Regions from separate parts of the Homo sapiens genome. Here regions 1, 3 and 4 are each linked to region 2. The links are chromatin loops, found by intact Hi-C in ENCODE. Cell type or tissue: endothelial cell of umbilical vein. All regions are shown on one strand. Region 1 has its middle 25 kb from the start of CPA2. Region 2 holds the start of LOC105375509 (a long non-coding RNA gene). Region 3 has its middle 12 kb from the start of KLF14. Region 4 overlaps LOC105375508 (a long non-coding RNA gene).

Region 1 (4,000 bases), 590 kb before region 2:
GGGGGTTATATTTTTCAGTGATGTTTGAATGGTTTTACTATGAAAATATTATTTTAGAAGCAGAAAAAAATAAAAGCACACAAAGGTACTGTCAAGGAACAATATTTCACCAAATAGAGCTTTAAAAATCTGATCGGCTTTTATTAGTGATTTATGAATTGGGCAGCATCTCATCTATGAAACAGAAAGGTGCTTTGGTGAGAGCCAAGCAGAGAGGGTTGGTTATGTAGGCAGAAAAAGGCTGAAAAGAGCAAAAACAAGGAGGAAAAAGTGCATTGATCATTTCAAAGTTACTTTCCTTATAGGGTTAAAGCAGAGGGGATTTTCATATCATGCCAACTCAGGTTGACTGGCCCCTTTGGATTAAATGCTGTGAATCTCTTGTTCTTTGGAAAACCAGCTGGTTTCTAAATTTAGTTTGATTATGTGGCACCTAGCATGAGTGACGCCATTCTGGTTTGGTCTGGTCTGTTGGGGCCTAGGGCAGGAGCTCAGTCCAAAACAAGGACCTCCCACAAATTTTATTTAACAGCATATACATGAATATTCTTTTTAAGATACTTTGAAATAGTGAAAAATTGAGTGCAGTAAATAAGGGATTGGTTAAATACAGTATACTCACATAGTGGAATACAATTGAGCTCTCCCCAAAATACAGTGTAATCCCACACAGAGAAAAATAACCAACATGGTAAAACCCCATCTTTACTAAAAATACAAAAATTAGCTGGGTGTGATGGTGGGCGCCTGTAATCCCAGCTACTCAGGAGGCTGAGTCAGGAGAATCACTTGAACCAGGGAGGTGGAGGTTGCAGTGAGCTGAGATCGTGCCACTGCCCTCCAGCCTGGCGACAGAGCAAGACTCTGTCTCAAAAAAAAAAAAAAAAAAGAAAGAAAAAAAAAGTAACCAATAACAACAATATGCCTTTATATAGATCAAACTGTTAATTATCTCTAGGAATATTTTAACTTTCTTAGTAATGTCTATAATATTGTAATTGTCAATATGCCACGTGAATTACTTTTACAGTTGAGATAAAAGGTTATTATTTAATGCTGGTTGAAACTGGGAATTTTATGATTTTTGTCTAGCTCTTGAGAAGCAACTACCTCACCCTGTTATATCAGGTAAGTCTATTGTTTATTTTTATTTATTTATTTTTTTGAGATGGAGTCTCGCTCTGTAGCCCAGGCTGGAGTGTGGTGGCTTGATCTTGGCTCACCGCAACCTCCGCCTTCTGGGTTCAAGTGATTCTCTTGCCTCAGCCTCCCGAGTAGCTGGGATTACAGGCATGCGCCACTGCACCCGGCTGATTTTTGTATTTTTAGTAGGGATGGGGTTTCGCCATGTTGGCCATGCTGGTCTTAAACTCCTGACCTAAGGTGATCCACTGGCCTCGGCCTCCCAAAGTGCTGGGATTACAGGTGTGAGCCACTGCGCCCGGCCCTATTGTTTAATTTTTATGCATTAGGCTTTCCTATGCATTTCCAGGAACCTATTATGATACAAGTAGACTGTGCAGATATCATTTTTTTCCCTCTAGACCAATGCTCTCCAATAGAAATTTATTGCAAGCTACATATGTAACTTTAAATTTTCTAGTAACTACATTTTAAAAAGAGCAGGTGCAATTAATTTTAATACTATATTTTATTAACCCAATATATCCAAAATATTATCATGTGAACATGTAATGGATATAAAAATTATTAATGAGATATTTTACATTCTAATTTCCACACTAAGTCTTTTAAATCTGGTGTGTGTTCTACTTACAGCATATTTCAATTTGAGTGCTAAATTTTCAACAGTTAAAATGTTGTCCTACCAAAACAATAAGGTATGTATGCATTTAAAGGAAAAATATTTCACTCTGCTTCAGTTTTTAAATGTAAGTTAAAATTAATTTAAAACGTCACTAGTGTGACCAGTCACACTTGCACATTTCAGGTACTCCATAGCCACAAGTGGCTGGTGGCTACAGCATTGGGGAGTGTAGATATAGAACATTCCACTGTACAGCTGTGGTCTAGACATTGAGCTCCAGGCAGATACAATCTCTTACTCATCTTCAGGGCTCTATGACTTAACAGTGCCTGTTACACAGTAGGAACGCCATAAATGAAGAACTCATTCATAGATCTGGGACTGAGATCATCATGAGCAGCACACTGATTAAGGGTGAAAAGACACACCTTCACAACATGGCCATGGATGGCCCTATTTACCTCCTCCTGAGCAGGACAAATAGTTAATATACGTGGAGGGATTTTGGTGTTGCAGACAGCAAATTATTTGTGGAATCTATTTGTTCTTCCCAACTGACTTAATATAAAAAAGAATTTGTATGATGGAATTTTAGACTCAAGATTGTCTTTGGTACAAGGCGGGAACCCGGTGTACCTTGGGACCAGGGGACTGACACAGTGGTTGTCTGCTGGGGGCAGGAGGGGGCAGCAGAGAGCCACCAGGGTGGTTGGCTCCGGGGAACCCAAAAGATGATGGATGAGTGGGAAAATGGACTGTTAGGGTGAACCCAAATCACAAACTCATAGATCAAAAGGAAAGCCAGGCTAGAAAGCCAAGCCAGGATGGAATCAATGTATAAGAAAATATGCTGTGAATCTGTGGTTTCCCTTATCACTTCAGTAGGAGATTTGACCTTTACTTTCTTTCTACTTAAATTATAAACAAAATGAAGAAAATTGGCCAAGTGTGGTGGCTCATGCCTGTAATCCCAACACTTTGGGAGGCTAAGGCAGAAGAATCATTTGAGGCCGGGAGTTTGAAACAAGCCTGAGCAACATAGTGAGACCCCATCTCTATTTTTTTTAAATAATAAAAAAAGAAAATTAAAATTGCTGTTTACCACACAGAATTTTTAGCAATTTGTATAGCCAAATCCCTGAGTTAACTTTTTGGTGTATTTCCTTCCAAAATAATAATCATTTTGAATACATGTTTTGTTTTATAAGCTCCTTAAAATTTTTTTTGTCTAATTCTGGGTTTCAAGGGGAATGCGTCTAGCTTTTGCCCATTCAGTATATAATGTTGGCTGTAGGTTTATCATAGATGACTCTTATTATTTGAGATATGTGCCTTTAATACCTAGCTTATTGAGAGTTTTTAATATGAAGGGGTGCTGAATTTTATCAAAAGCCTTTTCTGCATCTATTGAGATGACCATATAATTTTTGTCTTTAAGTTCTGTTTATGTAATGAATCACATTTTCTGATTTGCATATGTTAAACTAACCTTGCATCCCAGGGATAAAGCCTGCTTGATTGTAGTGGATAAGCTTTTTGGTGTGTTGCTGGATTTGGTTTGCCAGTATTTTGTTGAGGATTTTTGCATTGATGTTCATCTGGCCTGAAGTTTCGTTTTTTGTTGTTTCTCTGCCAAGTTTTGGTTTCAGTATGATGCTGGCCTCATAGAATGAATTAGGGAGGAGTCCCTCCTCCTCAATTTTTTGGAATAATTTCAGTAGGAATGGACCAGCTCTTCTTTGTACATCTGGTAGAATCTGGCTGTGAATCCATCTGGTCCTGGGCTTTTTTTGGTTGGTAGTCTATTTATCACTGATTCAATTTCAGAGCTAGTTATTGGTCTGTTCAGGGATCCAATTTCTTCCTGGTTCGGTCTTGGGAGGGTGTATGTGTCCAGGAATTTATCTATTTCTTCTAGATTTTCTAGTTTGTGTACACAGAGGTGTTCATAATATTCTCTGATTGTTGTTTGTATTTCTGTGGCGTCGGTGGTAATATCCCCTTTGCCTTTTCTAATTTCTTTTATTTGGATCTTTTTTGGTTTTTCAAGTCTCAATATCCTTCAGCTTAGCTTTGATTTTGGTTATTTGTTGTCTTCTGCTAGCTTTGGGGTTGATTTACTCTTGGTTCTCTAGTTCTTTTAGTTGTGATGTTAGGTTGTTAAACTGAGATCTTTCTAACTTTTTGATGTGGGCATTTAGTGCTATACATTTTCCTCTTAACATTGCCTTA
Region 2 (4,000 bases):
GTCTCACATTTCCACGAGGCTCTGTTTATTTTTCTTCATTTTTTTTCTCTCTGTTCTTCAGTCTACATAATCTTTATAAATATAACTACAAAATTGTTGACTCTTTCTTTTGCCTGCTGAGAGCTAATGTGTCCTCACACTCCAAAGAGAGAGCAAGCAAGCTCTTTAGTGTCTCTTCTTGTAAGAGCGCTAATTCTATCATGAAAGTTCCACCCTTGTGACCTCATCTAAACCTAATTACTTCTGAAAGATTCCATCTGTAAATACCATCGCGCTGGGGGTTAGGGCTTCAACATATGAATATTGCGGGGACACAGACATTCAATCCATAATAGCAAGTTTCAGTGGATTTCAGAAGCCCCTAAGGCAGAAAAGCAAAAGCACCTTATTTTTTGTCCACTTGACCTGTGTCTTATGTTGGACTGAAATGTAGGTCTCCTAATTTTAGTGTAGTTTTGTATATTTCTCCCTATATATCTTTAACTTTCTGATATATAAAGGTAGGTGCTGTGTTATTTGTGTCATATATATTCATAACTGATATGTGATCTTTGTGAATTGTGGCTCTTGGTATTATCAAATATTTTGTTGTCTCACTTTTTGTCCAAATTCAACATTTTCTGGTATCATTAGCACAGTCTCTGTTTTCTTACTATTTTGTTTGTCTGCCCTATACTTTTACATCTCTTGACTTTTACCAGCCATTCTGAATCACTTTGGTTTAGGTATATCTCCTAAATGCAGCATAGAGTTGGGTTTTGCTTTGTGGGTCAACCTGCAGGTCTTTTCCTTGTAATACATGGGTTTCTATTTACATGTATTGAAATGAGTGACAGGTTTGGTTCAATAGCTATTTTAATGTTATATTTACTTTGTTTTGTTTTACTTAATATGTCTCTTTAGTCTGTTTTCGTTGCTCTTTAAACATTTTGTTTTGATGTTTAGAAACATTTGAACATGTGTTCTTGCAGTCACCTTCCAGTCTTCACATGTCATTCTCACTGTGTGCATGTCTGTGTCCAGGTTTCCCCAAAGGACATTAGTCATATTGGATTAGGGACCACTCTAGCCCAGTATGGTCTCGTCTCAACTAACTATATCTGCATGACCTTATTTCCAAGTAAGGTCACATCCTGAGGTGCTGCAGGTTGGGACTTCAGCATATGAATGTTGGGGGGACACCATTCAACACGTAACTGCCTCCATCTTTATATCCATCATGGTTGCCTCAAACCCTGTCTTTTGATTCCTTAAGCTTCTAAGGCTGTGGGTTTCTACCCAAGATTTAGTAAACTCTCTGAGGAGAACTGTGGGCTGCCTGCGCTCAGGCTAAAAGCCATTAACATGGAAAGTTTACACAGTGCTATTCTTATCTTCTGCCAAGTGCCAATCCTCTCTCCCTTTCTGCTTCCTTTTGGTTGTTCTCCAGGGCCATCAAGTAGTTCGTTTTTATATTTGGAATGGAATGATGGTCATTATTTGCAAGAGAATTGGCCCAAAGCAGCTCTTCCACTATTACTGCAAGACTCTCATTTTATTTCTTCCTGGGGTTTTGTTTGCTGTTTTTTTTTTGTTTTGTTTTGTCTGTTCCTGTTCTGGGTTTTTTAATGTATCATTCTAGGTGTTTCTTTCAGATCTGCAAATGGTAAAAAATGTTACATTCAGGTTGGTAGCGTCCATCAGTTTCTTCTTCATTTTGTGAAAGGGAATTTTTATTAGTTGAGGTGTTTGATTTTTATTTTACATTCCCTTTATACAGAGACTTCATTTGGATGTTGTCTACCCTTTCCCATTCATCTGGAAATGTCCCATCTTTTTCCTGGACCAGCAATATCTGGCAAGGGTAAAGATTTTAGTTGGCAGACTATATTTCACAGTTCAAGGGCACCCTCTGCTGTTGACTTAAGAGAATTGCAGTTTCATTAATGTTACAGTTTTGGTGGGGTATTTTTTTTTTTAATTTTGTTCTAGTGGAACTTTTAATTTTCAAAAATATATTTATCTTCCTCAGATGTGAATCATGTTTTTTGTTTCTTGATCTCTGCGGTTTTTTCAAGTACGCGTATTCATTTTGTGAAAATTCAATGAGCTCTACACTTTATATGTGCGTATTATATTTCAATAAAAAGCTAAAAATAAACTTGTCAGTAATTAATGCCTAATGAATGAAACACAGAATTATATTTGATAAAATTATCTTCTACCCTCCGACTTTGTTATGCCCTACCTGTTATTTTTGTACATTTGTTACTCTAAAAATTATATTTTGTACACATGCCCAAAAGGTATGTTTTGTAAGTACACTTAAAGGTATCTTAAAATTACTTGTTTTTGAATCATTTGATACTTACCACCAGTCTTTTCAAAGTGTTTTTATCATTCATGAATTCTTTATCTTGATTCTTCTTACAGGTAGCTGAAATACAACATCATAATTTTTACTGGAAAATAGCCACAATGAAGGAACACCACAATTTCACCATGAAAACCAGCACAACCTTACACAGATGACAAACATTTCCCCTCAAAACTTGTTAAACTGTATTTGGGCTGACCAAATTAACCAGAGTTATTCTATTTATGGGGGAGCAGGAAGTAACTTGATAAAATGCTTTGAGTTTATATATCATGTCAAATAAATAGCATAATTTTAAAGGAAAAAAACTTGTTAGGCAATGTTCTCTTATTTTCTGACATCACATATTGTGACAGAATGTAAGGCCAACCTGGTTTTTACAAATTCCGTGGTCTAATTTTTTTGTTGTTGTTAGTGTATAAAAATAGCATTGACTTAAAATTTTTTAAATTTCTTTTATTTAGTTAATTAATTTATTTTGAGACAGAGTCTCGCTCTGTCACCCAGGCTGGAGTACAGTGGCACAATCTCGACGGACTGCAATCTCCGCTTCCTGGATTCAAGCGATTCTCCTTCCTCAGCCTCCCGAGTAGCTGGGACTATAGGCGTGTGCTACCACGCCTGGCTAATTTTTGTATTTTTAGTAGAGAGGGGATTTCACCATTTTGGTCAGGCTGGTCTCAAACTCCTGACCACAGGTGATCTGGCTGCCTCATCCTCCCAAAGTGCTGGGATTACAGGCCTGAGCCACCGCACTCAGCTGAGTTTTTTTTTAATGAATGTACTCCTGGTTGTTTTTTTGTTGTTGTTGAGACAGAGTCTCGCTTTGTCGCCCAGGCTGGAGTGCAGTGGCGCGATCTCGGCTCACTGCAAGCTCCGCCTCCCAGGTTTACGCCATTCTCCTGCCTCAGCCTCCTGAGTAGCTGGGACTACAGGTGCCCGCCACCACGCCCAGCTCATTTTTTGTATTTTTAGTAGAGACGGGGTTTCACCGTGTTAACCAGGGTGGTCTCGATCTCCTGACCTCGTGATCCGCCCGCCTTGGCCTCCCAAAGTGCTGAGATTACAGGCATGAGCCACTGCGCCCAGCTCCTGGTTGTTTTTTTACTCTTCTCTTGACATACTTCTCACACACTGCAGTCTGTTGCATAAAAGGAATTACATGGTTTTGAATTACAGATAAAGATGGACATTGTCTATGTGGTAAATACGTGGTAGTTTCTGGGTGTCTTTTTATATGCTTCATATGAAAAATGATCGTACGTAAAACTGTCTCTTTCAGAAGGAACATAATCTGGACCATTCAGATACACCGAAATTCAGCTGTTTTCTACATCATCTGTGTGGGTGTAGCTAAAATATGAGCTTTTAAGCTTAAAAACAACTTCTGCATGTTATTTGGAAATATTTTTTACTGAATTTCTCAACCACCCCAAAACTTAAAGGGCAAATTTAAAATATGCATTTAATGCCTTAGTATTTTAGAGTATAGCCTTCAACAAAGTCCTTTGAGCCTCACTGTAAAAAATATTGACTTTTTATTATAAGTCTTGTGTCCCATGTCCTTGCTAATTCATTATTTCTAATCGTCCATCTGTTGATTCTTTTTAATTTTCTGCTTATACAATTGTATCATTTTTGAAT
Region 3 (4,000 bases), 110 kb before region 2:
TGAGCCACCGCACCTGGTCCTCTAATGGTTTCTTAAACCCACTGCAGCTGGGGTTTTAGCTCCTGCCACTCCATCACAATTACTCTGCTCAAGGCTGCTGATGACTCCCTCCTGGCTAGAGCCAACAGTCAGATTCCCAGCCTTCCTCCTACTTGACATAGCATGAGCATTTCACAAAGTGGACTACTCCATTTTTGGGTGCACTTTCTTTACTAGGCTTCGAAGACACCACACTCTCGGCTTTCCTCCTACCTCACTGGTCATGCCTTCTTCGCCTCCTTGGCTGGTTCCTCCTGCTTCCCTTGGAGTGCCCCAGGGATCAGTCTTAGCCTTTTTTCCCTTCACCCTCTACACCCTCTTGTTGATCTCATTTGGACTTACAGCTTTAAATAACATCTATATGCTGATAACTCCCAAATTTTTCTCTCTAGCCCAGACTTCTTTCCAAAACACCAGATGTATCTATTTTACTGCCTCATCAAAATTTCCAAGGGATGTCTAATTTTTATTTCAAACTCGACAGTCCAAAACAGAATGCTTTTTCTTCCACTACAAATCTGCCCCACTTCTAGCCTTCCTCATCTTAGTTGATGGAAACTCCATCCTCCCAGCTGCTCAGGCAAAAGACTTTTGAGTCACTGTGACTCTTCTCTGTCTCTCACTCCCCATGGTCAATCCTTTAGGAAAATCTATTGGCTTTTCCTTTAAAATATATCAGAATCTACCATCACTGTGGTCCAAGCCACCATCATCTCTGATCTACATTAATGAAATTACCTCCTAACAGATCTCTCTGCTAAAACCCTCAAACATAGAAGTCAGAATGATCCTTTGAAACACAAGTTATATCATCCTATGTTTCTGTTCAAGATCCTCAATGGCTTTCTAGTTTACCCATAGGAAAAGTCATTACAGTGACATATAAGGCACACATGGTCTGGCACCTTCCCCTCCTTCTGACCATAACTCTGCTCCAGTCCTGCTAGTTCCTTTACTGTTTCTTGACCTCATCACCTAGGGTTGCTTCTTTAGCTGTGCCCTCTGCCTGGAACACTTTTCCTCCAGATATCTGCTGGCTAACTTCCTCAACTCCTTCAAGTCTTTGTTCACGTCTCATTTGCACAATGAAGCCTATTCAGATCACACTGTTTATGACCTCACCTTAACCCCTACTCTCACTTAGCACTGTTGATCCCACTCAGTCTGCTCTACTTTTCATTAATTCCATGTCTTCTGCTATCTAATGCTGATTTATTTTTTATTTTCTATATTCTTTCTGCTGGAATAGAAAATCATAAGGGCAGGGATCTTTATTTTATTCACTTCAATGTCCCAAGTGCCTACAACAGTGTCTGCCATATTTTAGTGCTCAATCAATCCTTGTGGAACTGTATTTTTTAGCCCATAAAAGCCTGGTGCTTTTTGTTGTTTTTGTTTTGTTTCATTAAAGATAAAAGCCATGACTACACATGACCCCAGAAGGAAAGCCTCTAGCTAGCACCGCCTCTGGATGCACTTCAGTCCAGTCCATTGCTGACCCCTGCTGGAACTCAGCGACCAAGTTGCTGTCTGTCCCTTGACTGGATGAGTGGACCTGGAACTCCTTGGGGACCGGCAGGGTGACAAGAGGCTGCTGATATCCTCTTTGCCACCTACTTGTTCCATACCCTGTTTGTAAGAGCCGTATCTGTAGTCCTACCTCTCCCTGGGGATTTTCCTAATTCTAGGGGTCTGCAGAAGACAGATTAAAGCTTTCTTTTGTTTTATTTATACTTGGTAACTGTCTTCTCTTATAAAGACCCAGTAAGAGGGGGAAAAAAAATAAAATAAAAAATCCTGCTCTGGGTTCCACTTTCAGAATTAAGAACTTAATCTTTAACCAGACTAAAACTTGACATGAAGTAGAGAATCTGTTTTGAAAATATTAATGGGATTTCTTTTCTTATTCTCTTCCATATAATGACTCCCTTCTCAACCAGAGGCATCCTTTTTCACCAGAGAGCATTATGGTTGTTACAGCAGGAATGCAAAGGTACACGGGACTTGAATTCAGCTTTTGAAGCCCATAATTAAATAACAGTCTTGAAAGCTTTTTTGAGAAAATAAGCTCAAAATTCCAAAACCTCTTAAATATTAAGAGCAAAAAATGTAGCCTGGACATCAGGTTTTACTCTAATCTGTAGGTAGAACACACTTCGGGTATGATGGTGGGAAGTTGCCGTCTACCGAGGGAGAAAGTAAAGTGCTCTTCCAGTTGAAAGAGCCAAGGACAGGGGGCAGGTTTGAGGGGTTGAGACTAACTGATGCTTGGATCCCTGGGAAGGAACCCCTCAGTCCCTTCAGTCTTTGGGCCTTGGCCCAGAATGGGAAGATGGGCATGACATCAGGAACCCCAGATAAGTTGAAGGAGAATCTGGAACTTCTGGCCTGTCCTTCACTTGTACTCCATGTTCAGTGTGACACTGGGGCAGTATAGTGCCATTCAAGAGGTAGTTCTTACATGGTTGAGAGGTATCTAGGCAGATGGACCTGAGTTTGCACCCCAGTTCCCTGTGGCCTTGGTGTGGAATGGAGGACAACCAGCATATTTTTTATGCCTTGGAAAGAGCATGCAGGAGTGCTGAGAAAACCCAAGGTCCAGAAGTCTGCATTGGGGATGAGAAAGCTACATCCAGCAGAGACCTCCAGTAAGAGGTATAGCAGGACTCCAGACTCCAGACTCCAGACTCCAGCAGTGAGTGTCAGAAAGGCATCAAAAACAGCAGACAGGACCTGTTGCAATTCACTGGGCACAAGCACAATATTCCCAGAGACCCCTAAAATAGCCACACAGCATAGAAAATGAGTGAGGATCCAGAGAACAGCAGAGGACACAGCCATGAGACTGCTTCCCTTTCTGCTGTTCTGAGTATATGTAAGCTCCCAATATTCAGGAACCATGGCAGGAAGAAAGGGAGAGTTTGAGCTTTGAATTGACTGAATATTTATATCCAAAACACTGAATTAAATTGAATGGGAATATCTTAAACTGAAGAAGACTAACTGAAATATAACTAAATTACCTTAATTGACAAGTTTAAATTTTTCACCTGTCATTAACAGGAGTGGGAGCTTCCTAATAAGACACAAGCAGCAATAGATAATAAAAAATGCTACATTTTTTTCTTTCAAGTTGAATCGTAAATGTTTGTATGTTTTGACCATTTTGCTTTTCTTGCCCTTTACTAAACTAGAATATTTTGACAGGTGAACTAGGATTCTGGGTCAAGCTCTGGATTATCAAGAGCTATTGCGGAAAAATAAGAGACAAAGAGTATTCCGGAGTGGAGTGTGTGAGATTTTCCTTTGAGAATTCAGATTGGGCTCATTTCCTGTGTGGTTTGTGTTGACACTCCCCTAACTCTATCCCTCCAATGAGCTTAAGAAAATGGGAGTGAGTCTCTGAATTCCTAGTGAGGGATGAGGGGCAAAAGAAACTCCCTGTCCAGGTCCTAGAATAGGCATGAGAGGGCCTGAGCTGACACTCCTATACACGGGCACAAAGGTTCTTATCGATTTGGATTCTTGGTGTACTATGATTTTTCTCAATATAAAATTATCTACCTTTGCTGCACTCAAGTTTTGGGCTTGGAATTGTATTTTGACTCTGATATTAATTTTGTCACACCTTCTTGCTTTTATTAACACTTAACATTTGTTTGGTATATCATTTCCAAACCTAGGATTTTCTTTTTTCTTTCTTTCTTTTTTTTTTTTGACAGGATCTCACTCTGCTGCCCAGGGTGGAATACAGTGATGTAATCACATCTCACTGCAGCCTCAACCTCCTGGGCTCAAGCAATCCTCTCACCTCAGCCTCCTGCATAGCTGGGACTATAGGCATGCACCACCATGTCCAGCTAATTTTTTTTTTTTTTTTTTGTAGAGACAAGGGCTTGCTATGTTACCCAGGCTGGTCTTGAGCTTTTGTCTCAAGCGATTCTCTCACCTTGGCCTCCCA
Region 4 (4,000 bases), 74 kb before region 2:
TGGGGAACATTTGAAGCTGGCTCTCCCAACTTGTTATAGCAGATGAGCCACGGAGTTAACTGGCTCTCAAACAAATGGATGCCACCCTTATCTCCTGATATCCCTGGCTTCTCTACCTAAGATTGCATCACCCTTACCCCTTTCTTCTTATAGATCCTTTCACTTGTTGCTTTCTCTTCTTGCTACTTAGTACTCTCTAGCTCTGATATTATTTAACCCACCCCTTATTTCTCATTTGTCTCCTTCACTAGAATGCTAGCCCTATGAAAGCAGGGATCTGTTTTGTTCACTGCTTTAACTATAATGCTTTGAACGGTGTCAGGCACACAGCAAGTGCTTAATAAATATTTGTTGATTTAATTGAATGAACTTTATTTCCTTCATAATATTCGTGGGAAAAGAATCACTGGAAAGTCTTAATTCCTACTAATTTGGTCAGGAAGGGGCTTAAAGTCCCTCCAAATTGAACGTTAATGGAAATGTGATCGTATTTTCTATCCTTAACTAATAAAGACTGCCATATTGGTGATATTAGTATCAGTTTGCCAGTACATTTCTTCTTAGCAAAATGCTTACATAGGATGCTAACTTACTAACAAAAGGTTATTTACTGAATCTGGAATCAGAATAAAGGTTGTTGCAGGCATAATCATAGTAGCTGGTGTTAGGAAGCTGTGGGATAGCCTGATGACCATGCACGTGGGATGGGAATACATCTTTCAAGGGGATCAAGAAACTTAGGGAGTATCCGGGGCCCTTCTCTCTCCCATATAATAATAACAGGCCACACTCATAGTGCCTATTCTGTGCCAGGCACTGTTTGTTAAAGTCTTTCTGTGTAATTGGTTGAATGAGTTTATGAGTAATAGTGAATATTTTGAGCATTTACCACATACAGGTACTATTCTGAGAACTTTTCACGTTATTTCATTTACTCCTCGTGAGAGTCTGATGCAGTAGGTTCTGATTGTCCTCCCCATTTTGCACCGGGGCATCAGACACATTGACAGGTTGAGTAAGTTGTTTGAGCTCACACAAATTAGTAGGTAATGGAACTGGGATTTGAGCTCTGGTAGCCACCAGGCCCCTGGTGGACAGTGCTGGAGACCTACTAACTACTGTTGCCACTGGTCTTTTACTTCTCTTCTCTTTTCTTTTCTTTTTTGAGACGGAGTCTCGCTCTGTCACCCAGGCTGGAGTGCAATGGCGTGATCTCGGCTCACAGCAACCTCCACCTCTGTGGTTCAAGCGATTCTCCTGCCTGAGCCTCCTGAGTAGCTGGGGTTACAGGCGTGCACCACCATGCCCAGCTAGTTTTTTTTTTTTTTTTTTTTTTTTTGTATTTTTAGTGGAGATGGGGTTTTACCATGTTGGTCAGGCTGGTCTCAAACTCCTGACCCTGTGATCTGCCTGCCTCGGCCTCCCGGAGTGCTGGGATTATAGGCATGAGCCACTGCGCCTGGCCTGGTCTTTTTTTTTTTTTCTAAACTATACGTGTATTCCAGCCCTTACAACACAGAGCTCTGCAAGTAACAGATGCCCCCAACTTAAAAAAAAAAAAAATGAAGCAAATCCCAGTTCCACGTTCTTCTGGAGATACCTCTTCCCCTTAATTTGACGTGTCTGGCTCCCAAGTCTCATCAGGAATAGGCTGTTATTCTCTAAATCGTAACTATCCCTTGTAAAAGTAGCTACCACTTTAATTCGAAAACCAGGCTAATATTTTAAGTGTATCAAGAGAGGCTTTTTATTGTCACTATCTGTTGAAACCTTCAATAAATCTGAGAGTATTCTTAGAATCAACACATAACTTTTGTGTTTTGTAAGTTTGGAACGTTGCCTGTTGGATTTTCTTAGTGTGGCACATGATTGAAGGGAGCATGTTAACCTTTTAACTAAAATAAAGTGTTTTTGCACAAATTTAGTGATTATACCTGAGCTGGTTAATGTGAGAGAAATGATCTTAAACATGAGCTTACTCTCTTGTTGTGGAGGTAAGACAGACACAGGCTACAATTTGATAACCAATAAAATTGCTTTTGATTAGTGCCAAAATGTATGGAGCAGATATTGAGTCCAGTATTTGGATAAGATAAAATATCTTGGAATATTTTGGGACTAATTTTAGGATAGACATATCATTTTTAGGAATGTTTATAACAGTCCCCATCAGGAGATAATCCCTTCTAGAAGGTTTCTTAGATTTGAACAGTCTTGTTTAAAAAGATAAAAGCTCCTAGAGGGAGCTCACTAAAGGGAATGTGGTTCCCTCTAGTGGTGGTAGAAGAAGTTGTGAATTTTCTTATTTATTTCTTTTTTTCATATTTATTCATTGCATCCTGATACATAGTAGTTCCTGTATTAGAGATACAGAAATAAAAGACACAGTTTTATTTATCAAACTCTTACAAAGTTGGAATAGAGAAGAGCAAATAATTATGATACTGTATCTGAAAATAGTAAAAAGCCTCCTAGTCCAGATCTGGAGGGATGGGGTTAGACAAGGAAAGACTTCCTGAAGAATTAGATGTTATCTGAGTTTTTATAAAAGGAGCACCTATTATTTCTTCCTCTATACAATAGTAATGTATTATACGGGTATATTTGACGTTTATTTTGGAAAATTTGGGAAACAGATGAGTTTTTAAAAAGTCCATTATTTTCTTCACCAAAAGATAACCACTTACAACATTTTGCTATATCTGCTACAAGCCACTTTTTATGGATAATTTATGTTTTAACAGAATTTATGCCCATGACATTTTGTAATGTACTTTAAACAAGTTAATATATTTTGAAAATTTTCTTGTATTACTACATTCACTAGTATAACATTATTCGTTCTCAAAATAGTTTTCCCCTTTTTCCCACTGTTACTTTTTCAGGTGAACTTTAGAAAAATTTTGTTCATTTTTAAAATTCCATCGATATTTATTTATTTATTTATTTATTTATTTATTTATTTGAGACAGAGTCTCACTCTGTCTCCCAGGCTGAAGTAAAGTGGTGCGATCTCTGCTCGCTGCAACCTCTGCCTCCTGAGTTTTAAGAGATTCTCCTGGCTCAGCCTCCCAAGTAGCTGGGATTACAGGCACCCACCACCATGGCTGGCTAATTTTTTTTTTTTTTTTTTTTTGAGATGGAGTTTTGCTCTTGTCACCCAGGCTGGAGTGCAGTGGCGCGATCTCAGCTCACTGCAACCTCCGCCTCACGGGTCCAAGTGATTCTCCTGCCTCAGCCTCCCGAGCTGGGATTACAGGCGTGTGCTACCATGCCTGGCTAATTTTTGTATTTTTAGTAGAGGCTGGGTTTCACCATGTTGGCCAGGTTGGTCTCGAACTCCTGACCTCAGGTGATCTGCCCGCCTTGGCCTCCCAAAGTGCTAGGAGATTTTTTTTTTTTTTTTTTTTGAGACGGAGTCTAGCTTTGTTGCCCAGGCTGGAGTGCAGTGGCGTGATCTCGGCTCACTGCAAGCTCCGCCTCCTGGGTTCATGCCCTTCTCCTGCCTCAGCCTCCTGAGTAGCTGGGACTACAGGCTCCTGCCACTACGCCTGGCTAATTTTTTTTGTGTATTTTTAGTAGAGACGGGGTTTCACCATGTTAGCCAGGATGGTCTCTATCTCCTGACCTCATGATCCGCCTGCCTTGGCCTCCCAAAGTGCTGGGATTACAGGTGTGAGCCATCGCGCCCGGCTGTGCTGGGAGATTATAGGCGTGAGCCACTGTGCCCGGCTTAAAATTCCATTGATATTTAGATTGTGAGAAATATAGAAATTTATTTGGGGAGAGTTTATATCTTTATAATATTAAATTAAGTCTTGTATCTAGACATGTAGTAGGTCTCACCATCCATTTGAACCTTCATTTTTGTTCTCCCTATCAAATGTTACAGTTTTCATCATTGGGTACAGCACTTTAATTTAAAGGTTTTTTTCTAGGTGTTTTATGTTTTTGTTTTTATTTATTTATTTGAGACAGAGTTTCGTTCTTGTTGCCCAGG

Evidence for each region. A loop is a pair of places that touch in the nucleus more often than their neighbours do. Peaks named below come from ENCODE experiments on the same cell type or tissue, not always from the same donor. Only the 100,000 strongest peaks of a DNase experiment are listed, where the experiment ranks them.
Region 1: a loop joins it to region 2, with 3 times the contacts of the local background. A loop is called at or near these places in 23 of 110 quality-filtered maps.
Region 3: a loop joins it to region 2, with 2.4 times the contacts of the local background. A loop is called at or near these places in 4 of 110 quality-filtered maps.
Region 4: it touches region 2 in a loop (2.9-fold over the local background); 5 of 110 quality-filtered maps call a loop at or near these places.

Annotation. Positions count from the first base shown.
Region 1 is chr7:130,240,280-130,244,279 of GRCh38, forward strand. No RefSeq gene overlaps it. Among named protein-coding and RNA genes, the nearest start is that of CPA2, 25 kb to the right of the region's middle. In endothelial cell of umbilical vein, a CTCF peak has its summit at 2,454 (motif pointing right); a DNase peak (open chromatin) is centred at 2,462.
Region 2 is chr7:130,830,170-130,834,169 of GRCh38, forward strand. The region is part of intron 3 of LOC105375508 (a long non-coding RNA gene); the gene reads left to right. LOC105375509 (a long non-coding RNA gene) reads right to left here and starts at 2,569. Exons shown (of 3, transcript XR_007060528.1): 1 at 2,499-2,569; 2 at 2,352-2,416. In endothelial cell of umbilical vein, a CTCF peak has its summit at 1,888 (motif pointing left); no DNase peak of the experiment used is centred here.
Region 3 is chr7:130,720,565-130,724,564 of GRCh38, forward strand. No RefSeq gene overlaps it. Among named protein-coding and RNA genes, the nearest start is that of KLF14, 12 kb to the right of the region's middle. In endothelial cell of umbilical vein, a CTCF peak has its summit at 1,522 (motif pointing left); a DNase peak (open chromatin) is centred at 1,537; H3K27me3 peaks cover 2,004 bases.
Region 4 is chr7:130,756,375-130,760,374 of GRCh38, forward strand. The region is part of intron 3 of LOC105375508 (a long non-coding RNA gene); the gene reads left to right. Among named protein-coding and RNA genes, the nearest start is that of KLF14, 24 kb to the left of the region's middle. In endothelial cell of umbilical vein, a CTCF peak has its summit at 2,269 (motif pointing left); a DNase peak (open chromatin) is centred at 2,267; H3K27me3 peaks cover 793 bases.